2 separate regions of the Homo sapiens genome follow, and region 2 is linked to region 1. Evidence: read pairs that join two places in POLR2A ChIA-PET (ENCODE). Cell type or tissue: Panc1. All regions are shown on one strand.

The links. ChIA-PET counts read pairs that join two places held together with the same protein. Peaks named below come from ENCODE experiments on the same cell type or tissue, not always from the same donor. Only the 100,000 strongest peaks of a DNase experiment are listed, where the experiment ranks them.
Region 2: POLR2A ChIA-PET joins it to region 1 with 6 read pairs; 3 of 35 experiments call an interaction of 5 or more read pairs at or near these places.

What each region holds. Positions count from the first base shown.
Region 1 is chr20:31,835,252-31,837,751 of GRCh38, reverse strand. No RefSeq gene overlaps it. Among named protein-coding and RNA genes, the nearest start is that of FOXS1, 9.1 kb to the left of the region's middle. RefSeq lists an enhancer at 1-710. In Panc1, no CTCF peak of the experiment used is centred here; a DNase peak (open chromatin) is centred at 1,401; H3K27ac peaks cover 2,500 bases.
Region 2 is chr20:32,289,644-32,292,143 of GRCh38, reverse strand. All of the region lies in intron 1 of KIF3B (kinesin family member 3B), which reads right to left. Among named protein-coding and RNA genes, the nearest start is that of KIF3B, 13 kb to the right of the region's middle. In Panc1, no CTCF peak of the experiment used is centred here; no DNase peak of the experiment used is centred here.

The DNA of each region.
Region 1 (2,500 bases):
ACTTGGTATAGTGCCTGGTGGCCAATAAATATTACCCATTAACATGAAGGAAGAAACAGATGCGTAGGCAGCTTCATAGGTAGGAGATGGTCCAGGTGGGCACATCCTTCAGGACAGCCCTGGCTCCTCCATGCCCTCGGCGCAGCCCTATCACTGGCTGAATCTTTACCTACCACTGTCTTATTGGGTCCAAGGTGGCCAGTGGAATACAAGGCCACTGGACCCAGAAAGGGAAAGGCAGTGTCACCAGCCCTGATGTAATCCAAACCAGATGTGGGCTTAGTGGCTTCCAGACCTGTGGGGGGTGGTCACTGTGGGCCTGGCTAAGGCCTTGAGGCAGGAAATGGTCTTGGAGGAAAGCTCTCTGGGCTGGGACCAACTGGGAGGAGCACTCCCATTGACAGTGTTAATTAACCCTTCTTAGCTTACAAAGAGGGCCCAGGACCCCGTTCAGGGGAAGCCCAGGCACAGAGGTGCCTTGCAGGGGAAGAACACAGCATCAGCGTTGAGATGGACACTGAGCAGGAGGGGCCCATGGCCCTGGTGCCTGTGGTGGGCACAGCAAACCATGCAAGGGACAGGGAAGCTCAGCCTGACACCCAGAGAACTGATGCCCTGGGAACCCTTGCTCAGTCCTGGTCCAGCTTGGCAGTCCCAAACCAGCTATGGTCTCCCGCCCTCCATCAGGGCAGCTCCTAGCGTGAAAAATCTTTCTTTCTTGTAGCTGCCAGGGATGGGAGCATTCTTGAAAGCAATGGGGCTGGGGCCTAAGCCTGCAGAGAGGCAGACCCAGCTGTCCACAGGGGCAGTGGCTGCAGCTTTGCCCTGAGTGTGCTCCGTGGCCCTCAGTGGGAACAAGGTCTCTCTGAACCCACATTCCCCCTTCCACATTATTGAATCTATACTCTCTGCCTCTGGGGACAAGGGGAGGCCCAGAGGAAGCACCTGATGAACCATAAAGAGCTTTCTAAGGTGTGCTCCTGGGAAGGGGTGGGGCTGGGTTCTGAATGGGCTTCTTGCACAGGACATGTTAATTTGCTGTGTAGCCTTGGCCAAGTCACTTTCCCTCTCTGAACCTGTTTTTTCACCTGTAAAATATGGTGCATGAGCACCCCATCCCGTCTCTCAACTGTCACAATGGCCCTAGGAGTGGCAGAGGAGAAAAGAGCCGAGGTTATCAACTTCATATTACAGAGGGGGAAACTGAGGCATGCACTGGGAGTCAGGAGTCCTGGGTTCTAGTTCCAGCTGTTACTGTCTCTGATGAGGGACCTTCCCCATCTTGGCCTCGGTTTCCCCAGCTGGATCCAGGCCCTGGATCTCTGCTGTGGCTGGACTTCATTTCCTTCCCTCCCCCCACGGTGGTGACTCATCCCTCATCAACATGCTGTGTGGCCGAGGCTCAGCCTGGGTGGGGGCCAGCGAGGCCAAGAAAACCACTCAGAGGAAACCACAGGCCTGGCCCAGCTGGCAGGTGGCGGACGGGCAGGCAGGCAGGAATCCACAGCCCTAGGGGCCCTGCCTATAAGCGCACCTCCCGCCAAGAGCCCAAGCCAGGTTCCCCAGGACCCCCAAGCCCCAGACTGTGAGTCAGGCTCAGACTTCAGAGTCACCCATTCACCACCCCAAGTGATACTGCTGCAACCGGACTCTGAACTCCCCAGCTCAAGCAGGGCGGGGATCGCAGTGAGGACCAGTGTTCATGGAGGCAGGAGAGAGGGGATGAACTGTCAAGGTTTCTGTCCGAGGGCAAGCCTAAGGTTTCTCAGGAGGCAGGCAGTGGTGAAGAGCAGGGGCTCTGGGCCCAGACCATCTGGGTACAAATCCTGGCTCTGCCACTGACTATGTGGCCCTGAGCAAGTGGCTGAACCTCTCTGAGGCTTGGCTCCACACTCTGAGAAATGGACACAACACCTCGCAGAGTCACCGTGTGCAGCCGATGTGACCATCAACACAATGCGGCGCCCAGGGCCAGCAGCCGGCAGGTGCTCGATGCATGTTAACTGCTGTCTCTGCTCTTCCTGCTGGAACCTCTCTGTTCCCACAGGCCAGTCCCACTTCTCAGTCGTCCTCACAGCCAGAAAGGCTGCACTGTATCAGGGCTCAGCTCTCTTGCCCTCTGGGCTGCCCCCAGATGGAGCCTCCCCTGCCCCTCACTGCTGGCTTGTGGTGAGGTGGCCGTGGCCACTGGGAAAAATCAGAGAACAGTCCTCTCCCCTGAGGCCCTCATTGTAGACCCAGCAAAGGCATCGCAGGCCTGCCAGACCTGGCCTCCACCTGGAGACCGGACTCTCTGCTTACACCCTGTCCTGGTGAGAGGCAGAGGGAACGCATGGGCACATCCTTGCTCTGGGAGACAGAAAAGCTCCTTTCAAGCCCCAGTCCCTGACTTGTTGAGTGGCATTCAAGTTCCTTCTCTCCTCTGAGCCTCAGTTTCTTCATATGTGGAGTAAGGATAAGAACATTATCGTTCCCTGGGCCGAGCACAGCCCTAAGTGCC
Region 2 (2,500 bases), 450 kb before region 1:
AAGATGGCAAGATCCTGTCTCTACAAAAAAATTTTTAAAAATTAGCCAGGTGCGGTGGTATATGCCTGTGGCCCCAGCTACTCAGGAGGCTAAGTTGGGAGGATCACTTGAGCCCAGGAGTTTGCTTGAGCCGCCTAAGAGTTTGAGGCAGCAGTGAGCTCTGACTACACCACTGCACTCAAGCCTGGGTGATACAGTGAGACCCTGTCTCAAGAAAAAAAAAATGAGGCGAGGCGCGGTGGCTCACACCTGTAATCCCAGCACTTTGGGAGGCCGAGGAGGGTGCATCACTCGAGGTCAGGAGTTCAAGACCAGCCTAGCTAACATGGTGAAACCCTGTCTCTACTAAAAATATAAAAATTAGTTGGGTGTGGTGCATGCATGTCTGTAATCCCAGCTACTTGGGAGGCTGAGGCAGGAGAATTGCTTGAACCCGGGAGGCAGAGATTGCAGTGGGCCTAGATCGCACCACTGCACTCCAGCCCGGGTGACAGAGCGAGACTCTGTCTCAAAAAAAAAAAAAAAATGTATAAGACAATCAAGGAAATTGGAACACTGGATATGAGACAATGTAAGAAATTATTTTTACGTGTAAAAAAATGTTATTATTTTAAAAAGAAAGTTCTTATCCTCTAGAGGTAAACAAGAATATTTTCAGATAAAGTTATATGCCATCTGGGATCTTTTTCAGGGGTGGGGTGCATGGAAGGTTATAGGTAAAATAGGATTGCCAAGTGCTGAGAACTGCTGGAGGTGGGTAATGGGTTCATGATTCATTACATTATTCTAGTTTTATGCATAATTGGGATTTTCCAAATGAAAAAAAAATCACCCTCTAACCAATGGCTTATCATTTAAAATTTTTTTAAAATTACAGTAAAAAACCCCACATAATATAAAATTTACCCTCTTAATCATTTTAAGTGTATAGTTCAGTAGTGTTAACTATATTCACATTGTTGTATAACACATTTCTAGAACTTTTTCATCTTGCAAAGCTGAAACTTTATAACCACTGAACAATTCCCCATTTCCCCCTCTCCTTAGCCCCTGGTAACCATGTTTCCATGATTTTGTCTACTCTAGCTACCTCGGATAAGTGGAATCATAACAGTATTTGTCCTTTTGTGACTGGCTTATTTCACTCAGCACAATGCCCTCAAGGTTCATCAATACTAAAGCATGTGTCAGAACTTCCTTCTTTTTTAAGGCTGAATAATATTCCATTCCATGTATGCACTATATATATTTTCTTTTTTTTTTTTTTGAGACACAGTCTTGCTGACACCCAGGCTGGAGTGCAGTGGTGCAATCACAGCTCACTGCATCCTTGAACTCCTAGGCTCAAGCAATCCTCCCACCTCAGCCTTTTGAGTAGCTGAGACTACAGGTACATGCCACCATACTGAGCTAATTTATTATTATTATTATTTGTTATAGAAACAAGGTCTCACTATATTGCCCAGGCTGGTCTGGAACTCCTGGGTTCAAGCAATCCTTCCGCCTTGGCCTCCCAAAGTGCTGGGATTACAGGCGTGAGCCATCGCGCCTGGCCTGTACCACATATTCTTTATCCATTTATCTGTTAACGGACATTTGGGCTGCTTCTACCTCTTGGCTATTGTGAATAATGCTATGGGCAGAGGGCCATAGCAAAACCTGTATTTAACAGGCAGAGGTAGCCTGAATAGCCAAAAAGAGATTCAGACACACCTGGGACTGAAACCCAGCTCTATCATTCCTAGTTTTGTTTGTTTGTTTTTGAGATGGAGTCTTGCTGTCACCCAGGCTGCAGTGTAGTGGCGTGATCTCGGCTCACTGCAACTTCCACCTCCCAGGTTCAAGGGATTCTCCTGCCTCAGCTTCCCAAGCAGCTGGGATTACAGGCGCCTGCCACCACGCACGGCTAACTTTTGTATTTTTAGTAGAGCGTGGGTTTCACTATGTTGGCCAGGCTGGTCTCGAATTCCTGACCTCAGGTGTTCTACCTGCCTCGGCCTCCTAAAGTGCTGGGAGCCACTGTGCCCAGCCTATCATTCGTAGTTCTGAGGCTCTGTGAAAGTTTCTTACCCCTCGGAGCTGATTTCCTCATCTGTAAAATGGGAATATCACTAACACCTGCTGCTTGGGGCCGTGTGAGGACTAGAAGAAGACAGGCAGCAAGCGTCTGGCCCACAAGTGGTAACTCTGCCCTGACCCAATTTGCAGGAGAAAAAAAACAGAGACTTAGACAGGGAAGTAACATGGCACACTGAGTTAATAAGTGGCAAAGCAAGCTGAAACCAGGTCCATCTGGCTCCAAAGTCCATGGCCTTTCTTCCACACCAGCATGTCCTAAATGTCAATAATCCGATTGTTTCTGGACAATTTTCGCCATGTCTATCATCACCTGTACTATTATTTACTTAACGTTTTTTCTTTAAATCTACTTTGCTTAACACAAAGTTTATTTTAAAAAGAAACTTTATATAACCACCATGAATGGAAAATCAGTATCACT